2 separate regions of the Homo sapiens genome follow, and region 2 is linked to region 1. A link is a contact called in ENCODE Hi-C data. All regions are on one chromosome and are shown on one strand. The core of a region is the stretch at or near the end of the contact, and the rest is flanking DNA. Distances in the headings are between cores, read along the strand shown. Region 1 overlaps LOC105371882 (a long non-coding RNA gene). Region 2 overlaps LINC00673 (long intergenic non-protein coding RNA 673).

The links. A loop is a pair of places that touch in the nucleus more often than their neighbours do. Pooled maps may share reads with other maps.
Region 2: a loop to region 1 is called in a map with no recorded cell type, with 9 times the contacts of the local background. The contact joins two enhancer-like sites. A Hi-C loop is called at or near these places in 2 of 37 single-sample maps with no recorded cell type and 4 of 50 pooled maps.

Annotation. Positions count from the first base shown.
Region 1 is chr17:70,135,537-70,140,345 of GRCh38, reverse strand. It overlaps LOC105371882 (a long non-coding RNA gene), which reads left to right. Exons shown (of 4, transcript XR_934953.3): 4 at 1,913-2,109. KCNJ16 (potassium inwardly rectifying channel subfamily J member 16) reads right to left here. Exons shown (of 4, transcript NM_170741.4): 4 at 4,738-4,809. Among named protein-coding and RNA genes, the nearest start is that of KCNJ2-AS1, 31 kb to the left of the region's middle. Within about 2 kb of position 2,330, at least 21 of the 41 ENCODE cell types and tissues checked have a DNase peak (open chromatin) inside an H3K27ac peak, as active enhancers do.
Region 2 is chr17:72,418,742-72,423,324 of GRCh38, reverse strand. LINC00673 (long intergenic non-protein coding RNA 673) reads left to right here. Exons shown (of 4, transcript NR_152516.1): 3 at 2,259-2,625. Among named protein-coding and RNA genes, the nearest start is that of LINC02003, 78 kb to the right of the region's middle. RefSeq lists enhancers at 136-445, 526-935, 1,549-1,678, 1,729-1,788, 1,179-2,378. Within about 2 kb of position 1,989, at least 15 of the 41 ENCODE cell types and tissues checked have a DNase peak (open chromatin) inside an H3K27ac peak, as active enhancers do.

The DNA.
Region 1 (4,809 bases), core at 1,081-3,580:
ACCACCCTGGCCAACATGGCAAAACTCCATGTCTACAAAATAAAAAAAAATTAGCTGAGTGTGGTGGCGCACGCTTGTAATCCCAGCTACTTTTAATCCCAGCTACTTTGGAGGCTGAAGTGGTAGAATTGCTTGAACCTGGGAGGTGGAGGTTGCAGTGAGCCAAGATCATGCCACTGCACTCCAGACTGGGTGACAGAGTGAGACTCCATCTCAAAATAATAATAATAATAATAATTAATTTTTTAAAAAAGAAAGAAGAAGAACTAGAATTCAAACTTAAGGCATTTGATTCTTAATTCTGCACCCTTAAATTTGTAGCTTAATACAGAAAGGAAATCTATAGCTAAGGAAACTGAGAATTGGAGACAGCAGCTCAGTTGCTCCAGGTGGCACAGTTAATAAGTGGCTGTATCCAGACCAAATCTGTGTGATTCTCTCAGGTTGGGCTGTTTTCTTCATAGCACTTGTTTCAAGAAGGGAGCACTTCCATTTAATGATAAAAACAAAAACAACAACAAAAAAAAACCCTGTTGCTCCCAAAAAAAACAAAACCAAAAAAAACCCAAAAAAACCTGTTGCTCCTTGTGTTTGCTTATGCTTTAAGGCCGGCCCTGCCAAAAGACTAAACATTTCTGCTTCCAAGGTAAAAGGTTTGGTGGCAATAAATCAGTGTACATAGGTGTGCCTCACTGTACATTAGCATTTCCCTGAAAAGGTGTGAGCTTTTTTTTTTTTATTCAATCGTTGTTTGTGCACATTTTGAAGAAGTTTATCTTCCTTTATCATGACTCTTACCAGCTGCCTCCCACATTTCTTTTTTTTTACCTTTGTTTTCCCAGCTTCTCCAAATACTTTTTTTTTTTTTCCTTTTGAGACAGAGTCTCACCCAGGCCGGAGTGCAGCGGCATGGTCTCGGCTCACTGCAGCCTCCGCTTCCCGGGTTCCAGCGATTCTCCTGCCTTAGCCTCCCAGGTGGCTGGAATTACAGGTGCGTGCCACCACGTCCAGCTAATTTTGTATTTTTTAGTAGAGACAGGGTTTCACCACGTTGGCCAGGCTGGTCTCAAACTCCTGACCTCAGGTCATCCACCCGCCTCAGCCTCCCAAAGTGCTAGGATTACAGGCTGAGCCACCGTGCCCGGCCACTTCTTTAAATACTTAATGATCAATAGCACTTCTAGAAAATACTAGCTTGCTATTTAACAAAGGGTCTCGAAATGATCATTTGCGCTATTTACTGATTAAAAAATAGCAATACTTCAACTTTGGGCAGCATCAGGTCTGCTTATTGCCCCAGGTTGGCCATTGGTAATTGTGTTTTCTTCTTCCGTCCCTCCATGTCTGTCACTCTTTAGGCAGATAACTCCCGAGTTGGAGGTTTCCTCCTACATAAAAAGGGATCTGATGTCCTCCTGATATCCTAAAAATCTTTGGTTCTGGAATTGGCGGCTAGCAGAGGCTAGCTCTGTCCTTAACCCGGCCCCTATGACTAGCCTCCCTTCCCCAGGCCAACTAGTGTCAGAAAGAATCAACCAGCAGCACAATAAATAATTGATCTTCAACATGTGCTTCTAATTCAAATAAAGGGCATTTAACCACAGTGAGTATCGCATGTGACTGAAGTATTTTATGTGGAAAGTTGAAGATTTCTGATAACTTGCTGTAAAGAAGTTTTCACAGTGACTAAATCTCCAGGGGCCCTTTCTGTCTCAAGTTCAGGTTACTTAGACAGTGATTAAAGACCTTTCATTGGCCCCTGTGGTAAATGATAGCATAGAGGAAAAAAAAAAAAAAAACAAAAACCAGCATTCTTTGGCTATGTAATTTAGCAAGACTTAATCTATTTGTTTGAGTTTTCATCCATCAGGCTTGCTGAAATACTTTAAATAATTAACCTGTTTCTCTGCAGCCTGAAGCGTCCCCAGAGTTTCCACTCCAGGCCTGAGATGAGTGATTACCCAGCACAGATTGTCTTATTTATTTGGAAGACTCTCCAGCTCAGTCCAGCTGCTTTTTCTTGGGACAGCAGACAGACCCTGGACATGGTATCCTTTTACGTTACAATATTTACAAAGTAGAATAAATCAATGAGACCCAACAGGAAAAGGCCATAGTTTATTTTATTCATTCTATTTTTGTTTTTTCTACCATCCCTGCTAGGTGCTCAGCAACTCAATCTATTGAATTTCAAAACATGTAGAGGTGTCGACATAAGTCTCAAAACTCTGCACAGAGAATCCCAAACCACAAGCTTGGACATTTCCAAGGAAAGAAGCACAGGGTGGCAGGATGAGGCAAGAGGCTGCTTACTCCAAGCCAAATCTCATGACCCAACCGCATAGTCATAAGAGGAGTGCGTTCAGTTGCTTTAGGAAACCAAGAGCAGTGAAAGAAAACACTTGGGAATTTACTGGTAGATAAGGTTTTTCTGATTGAAGAAAAGGTACAAAGTAATGCAGACCAATGATGGTTTCTGGGCAGCATTATGATTATGTCTTTTTAGGAAAATGCCCCTTCTAGGGGACCTCACTTGCTGTCTGCCCACAGATTTATCTGGACTGAATCTCGGTTACTAGTTTTTGCTTTCAAAGACCTCCTATCTAGGGGAACATTTGAAAGGAATTTACCAAGTGCTTCCCTGCTGCATAATCTGTGTGTTCTGTGTTAACACTAACTTGCATTTTGCATGTGGAGCCAGAAGCTCTCTTCTCGGGAGCCTGGGTCATACTGCTCCTTTAAAAATGAAAGTGAGAGAGAGAGAGAGGCCACGCTGATTTTAGAATTGAGTCAGGGCTTTGTGATTTATAGAGTACGCAGGGTGAATAGGCGTGGTTTCTAGATATCCACAGGCAAGTCTTACCTTAAAAGACACAGGACTTTGCACACGCCTTACAGAACATTCAGAACAGAAGAATCAAGGCTTGTAACTGATGAGACTAATAGATAGAATATATTAAACTGAGTAGAATCTGGTGCCTAAAAATTTACATAAAAGTGGCCCAGAGAATCCACTCAGCACATGTCCTGGCCCACTCAGAAATGATGAAATACAAATATTTAAAGAAAAATCTGGATTCCTTTGTGTGTATTAAAAATCCTCTCAAATATTCTAAATGGATGAAGTTTGGTCTTGGTGAGGGATAGAGGGTCTGAGACAGTATTAGCAGTTTTATTTTTTGCCCAAGTTGTACAGTGCCTGCTTTATCCAGGTTTCTGTGGATTTTATGTTGGGGGGAAGAAAGAAGCAAAAGAGCAGTGGGCCTGGTTAATCCTTTTATCAAGGTCACTCCACCACCAGCATCTCAGAGGGATTTCCAGGCCAAAAGCAATCCTTTGTGTGTGTGTCTTACGATAGTGGCATGTCCTCAACTCCTTTGAAAGTATGAGGTCAGGAGTTCGAGACCAGCCTGGCCAACATGGTGAAACGCTGTCTCTACTAAAAATACAAAAATTAGCTGGGTGTGGTGCAGGCCTGTAATCCCAGCTACTGGGGAGGCTGAGGCAGGACAATGGCTTGAACCTAGGAGGCAGAGGTTGCAGTGAGCTGAGATCATGACACTGCACTCTAGCCTGGGCAACAGAGCAAGACTGTCTCAAAAAAAAAAAAAAAAGAAAGAAAGAAAGAAAAAAGCAAGAAAGAAAGCTAGCTGTTTCCACAGTGATCAACTCCATCAACTGTCATGGACAAGTACAAGTTGGACCTAAGCTGTGCATCGTTTTTTTTTTTTTTAAACCAGGCTTGTTTCCTGGATAATTTCCCTTAGATATATTGCTGTGTCAATTAGAAATCATATTTATTTTCACTTATGAAAAAGACGTCTGGAGATGTGCAATCTAGGGCTGCAGTCTTTCTTACCTTTCTATTTTCCCTTGTAGGGGGTGTCCTTGATTTGCATTCTTACAAGGTGGCTTCAAGAGCATAAGCTACCAAGTTAGAGGTCCAGATGGAGAGAAAGGTGAGCAGGGAGAGGAACAGGGCATGAGCCAGCCAAGTCAGCTTAAAAGCTTTCATAAAAGCCGCACCCATAGATTCCTGCTAACATCTTATGTGCCAGAACTATGCCAGTTAACCCTACCCTCCAGCAACCTGCATCGGGACTGGAAATACAGCTGTATTTTTTTTTTTTATAAACCCGAACACATTGTTTTCCAATTAGGAATTTGTTAGGGAAAAGAAGATGATGGGAGAGTCGATGAAATGGAAATTTAAAAAATCCACCTTACTATGTTATTGTGGGGATTAAATCCATGCATCAATCACTTGATAATACTCACTAATCTGGTGGCACATGAAAATAATATTTTCTTCTCTCTCCTTAGTCTTACTCACTTCTCCAGGGCCCCCTTCAGAAACTATAGCACATGGTAGAGCAATACCTTGATGCCACAATTCATTTTAAATCTATTTAACTTCATTGAATAATTTCATTTTGGGGGAAAAAGTGGATGGCATAAGAAAAAATATTCAACCAACTTCTCGTTATTGGCAGGGCATTTGAAACTAGAATTGCCATTTTACATAGAACCTGCTTGTGATACTTACAGAAGCAACTAATTTTTACTTCAGATATACCTGTTGTACAAGCTGTTAAAAAACCCATAAAAATGCTTTACAATGCTGCCTATGTTCTCTTTCTATGAAGCAGCATTCTTATTTTTGGTGCACTGTACCCAATTCTGACCACATCAGCAAAGAGAACTTATACCACTGAAAATATAGGTATATGCACACAGTTTTTGCATTATTTTAAGATCTTTATTATTAAGTAACTCACTGGGGTTGTCAAAGTATGTTATAAAATTACA
Region 2 (4,583 bases), core at 740-3,239, 2.3 Mb before region 1:
GGTCCATCCATCGTGTGTGTGTGTGTGTGTGTGGCGGGTAGGGGAGAGGTGCTGCGGCTCGAATGTTGGTTTCTGCCATAACCATAATTGAGAGTGAAAAACCCGGGCCCTGGGAGAAAGAAGCCAGTCCTGGTTCTGAGTGTCAGCGGCAGTGCAGATGAGCTCACCCGGGGACCAGAGCCATTTAGAGGATTTGCAGATGGAACTTCCCCTCGGGGTCCAACTGTGAGTCACTGTGGTTCCTGTCCCTGCAGCGGGCTCCATCTCCAGGCCTCCCACTTCACCCTGGGACATTATGGTCGCTGGTCAGACCTCATGACTCACTTGGACTCTTGAGCCACCTCTGGGGGTGGAGTCTCTCTCCTGGCATCTGGACCCTTGGTGCTATCGACGAAGCTTGGCTGGCGCTCTTAGCTGCTATGTGCAAGACGTGTGTCCCAGGGAAAGCCCCTCTCTCTCTGCAGAGGTCAAGTGAAAGCCACGGCCGCAGCCAACAGAGTTCAAAATGCAGGCTTGGAAAGTCCAGGGGGCTCTGTGGAGGTGAGACAGCCACAGGCTGAGCTTTCTGAGCCCTTGGGGTGAGTTTGGCTGTGATACCTGAGAGATGGGGGAACTAACAAGCGCCGGGTTGCAGTGTCGTCCCATGCAGAGGAGCGAGCAGAGTTCACCCAAAAGGCCAACGGCTGGCAGGGTGTCACGTTTCCCACCACACCCGGGGCTCAGCCTCTGCTGTCATTTCTCCTCCTTGGTTTTCATCTTCTAAGGGAAGAAATAGTGTCATCTTTTCTCAACCTGTCAGTCTCACACCTGCCTGGAGCCCCTGGCAGTGAGACACCCAGTGCTGTTTAATCTGATGTCATCTCTGTTGATTGTCTGTTTTAGAAACCAGGTAGCAAGAGGGACTTTCTGAGGATTAAAAAAAAAAAAGTAAATCCCCAAACTATTTCGGGGAGGTTTTTTTTTTTTTAACCTCCTGTTTTTTAGTTTCATTATTTCTTTTTCTCTTACATACACTCTTTTTTAATTAAGAAAAATTAATTTTTTAAATTAAAAAAGACCAAATGCACCCCTTGGGTTGAGGAGTTATGAGAGCAATGTTTAGGGTAAAGGTCAAAGGTGAGATGGATGTCACTGGGTCTTGGGCATGGGTACCCACCTGCTGGCAAACATAAGAGAGGCCATACGAGAGTGGGGAAAGAAGGGTTACTGAAAAATGCATATGAGCTTGTTTTCTCTAATGATGTTTATTTGTTGTCTATCAGGAGATTAGTCCTGAGAGACTGACACCAGAGCCACCTGACGAATGTGGGTGCTCAGAGCCTTGGACTCGATGACCTACCTCTCCTGCCTCCCACCTGACTCCTGAAGTAGGGGAGTGTATTAACAGTCACAGGCCTCAGTTTACCTGCTTTCAGCCTCTGCCCTTCCCGAGAGGGTTGAAGCTGACTTGCTGCATCGCAGTTTTGTCCTTTAGTTCATCAGCTCTGGAACTTTCCACTTCTGGTGTTTTTGGTTTCCAAACAGAGGATTGAGGACGTATGAGAGCAATGTTTAGAGTAAGGTCAAAGATGAGGTGGATCTAACTGGGCCTTGGGCATGGGCGCCTACCTGTCAGACTCTGTCCTTCTCAGACAGCTGCCCAGGCAGGAGCTGCCTCTTGGGACAGTGAGTGGGCCATCTCCATTGAGAGAGTAGGGGGACAAAGGGAAAAGGCAGGGACTGGGTCACTCCTGGGGATGCTGTTTGACATAGACCATGAGGGTCAGCCCCACTGGGCCTGGCTGACCTGGTAGATGGGTAGGTCTAGGGTATGAACATGGATATTAGTTGGCCAGGGTGTGAGAACTTGTGTGAAAGGGTCGGCCCCTGGGTGACTCAGTCTCCTAGCAAACTATAAAAGGGAAGTGACTCATTTCCAGCCCTGAACAAGAACTCCTAAGGCTAGGCCGCCAGCACCTGTCTGGGACGTGGTTAGTTATTAACGCTGCCAGTAAGAGTGTCATGGGAACCAAACGCAGGCCTAGATGCCTGGAGGCAACTTGGCTTTTCACAGCTTGCAACTGTCCACTCACCTTCCCTTGCTGTGGCTCCTCTCTGCCTGACCCCAAATGCAGAGGAGCCCCTTGAACTCTTAGTTGCTGGTGGCTCCCCAGGTGCCTCTTGAGGGTGCAAATTCCACAGGGGTTGGGGAAGGGGGAAAAAGAAATGGGTTGGTCAGGGGAAATCACAACTTTTTTTTCTTTTTTTGTCCTGTTTAGAAGATCAGGTTCAAGTTGCCAGCCAGACTCTGGGCTTCCAGGAGGAGTGGGCTGTGGATGGCCTGGCCTCATTTGCATGTCCCTCTCCTCCCGGCCCTGCAGGTGCCACCTCCTGAGTCCTGGTTCCTGCGGCTCCGTCGAATCTGCAGTGAAGGCCTTTGGGAAGCGTGGGTTATGTGGGTCCAGGGGTCCCATCCTCCCGTGGAGGCCCTTGACCTGAGGATCACTAACTCACACCCCACCGACTTCCGGCCCCCAACAAGGGCAGTGTTCCTCTTGCTCCATTCTGCTCTGAAGTCCCCCAAACCGCTTCCTGGGGCTGCTTAGTGAAATACAAGGCTCATCTCTGAGGACCTCTACAGGGCTGGTGAGTTGAGCCAGGAGTTCAAATCTGCTCTGCCTTCTCCTTTCTTTCTCCACGTCTGGAAAAGTACAGAATGGGCAGCTTCTCCTCTCAGATCCCAAAAGGCATGTTTTACTGCTCCTGGGGGAGGCTCAGCCTGGGCACAAGCTATGTCTACTCCTGCCAGGGCCCTGCCCCTCCACTTCCAAACTGTCAAGCAGGAGGAGGGAGGATGATTGAACAGAAAGACACAGGAGTTTTAGTGAGTCAGGCTCCCCAGTGTCCAAAAAGGGACCCAGGGCCCAGGGGGAAGAGACATCCCTGGTATTTGTTGCCACCTTTGTAAAACCCTCAAGTGCTGGCAGGCAGCACAGAGGGAGTGGCGATGCCACTTGCCTGCCTAGTCTATGGGAGGAATTGGGACATGTGCTCCCTGGGTGGCCCTGAGCAAGCCATCGAACTGCTCCCCCAGAGTTTTCCCCATCTGTAAAGTGGGAATAATAACAACACCTGTCCTGCTTACTTGACAGGGTTTATGTGAGGCCGGCTGAGATCACTGAGCATGTGACAGGGCTTTGGGAGTGGTTAAGGGCCACCCAGATCGGGGTTGAGGCACCGGGGTGCTTATGGTGATTAGCAGCAGAGCAAGGCCTGAGGTCTGTGCTCCCCAGGGAGGGTGGCTTTACAGGCACCCACCTGCGGCTTAAGAGCTTCTTGGGCCTCCCACGGCTGATAAATCACCACCGGGTGGGTGTGCTTTGTCTGGGCTCCAGCATGAGCAGACAGCCTGCCCTTGGCAGCTGCAGAGAGCAGCTCCTCTGCCTTCTCTCCCTTTCTTAGTGGGTTGGGCAGGCGCAAAAATAGATCCCAGAACCCCATCTCTTAGGTTTTGCCAAGGGACCCTCCAACTGCTCATCTAGACATTCTGGTGGCATGGAGTTCCTTTCTCAGGTCACATAACCATTGGGGGTGCTGATTTAGGTGTCTCCTGGCATAGGATTTGCCCTGGTTTATCACCTGCTGCTTCTGCTGCTGCTTTTTAAAAAAATTGAAGATGGGGTCTCACCATGTTGCCCAGGCTGGTCTTGAACTCCCAAGCTCAAGTGATTCTCCCACCTCAGCCTCCTCAGTAGCTGGGATTACAGGCTCATGCGACCATGCCCTGCTTGTCACCTTGCCATCAAAGAAGAGAGACTTGCAGAAGAGTGTCAGATTCTATCCCATAGTGCAGTATACCAAGGAGGTGGTCTGCAAATGGCCATTGAATATACAAATAGTCTCAGACTTAGCATTTTCTTTCTCATGGTTTATTTTGCTTTGTATAGTTCCATGCATTTGTTGAAAGGAGGAAGATTGAGATTTAAAGGAACATCCCTAGTGGGATAATACCCATCTGCTTAGTGCCTTTTCAGTGCTCAGCACTGTGCTAAGTTATTTGAGTACAGTCTTTGTTCTCATATTTAATAAAATCAGACTCTTTTTGACCACCTCATTCCATCTCCCATTCAGACCCACAACATCCTCCCAGCCTGTCCAGATAGGTGCTTTCTGCTTGGACACTTTAATGATGGAGAATTTTATCTCTCCTGAGGCCACCCATTCTAACATTGGCAACTGCAGTTGTTGGGAAGTTCATCCGTTTAGGGAGTGTCCATCTGCCTTTGGATACTTCCATCTGTAGGTCCTGGGCAATGAACAGGGGATGAGAGTATGGCATTATGGCTGAATTGTGGGATGCAGACTACAGAAAAGTTCTGTGAAGGGATGGGACCTGGAAGAATCAGAGAAGACCTCGTGGAGTTACTGAAACTTAGAGAAAAAAATGGACTGAAATAGAGAGAGAGCAGGGAGGCTGGCTATGGTGGCTCATACCTGTAATCCCAGCACTTTGGGAAGCAGAGGTGGGCGGGTTGCTTGAGCCCAGGAGTTCAAGACCAGCCTGGGCAACATAGGGAGACTCTGTCTCTACAAAAATTAGCCAC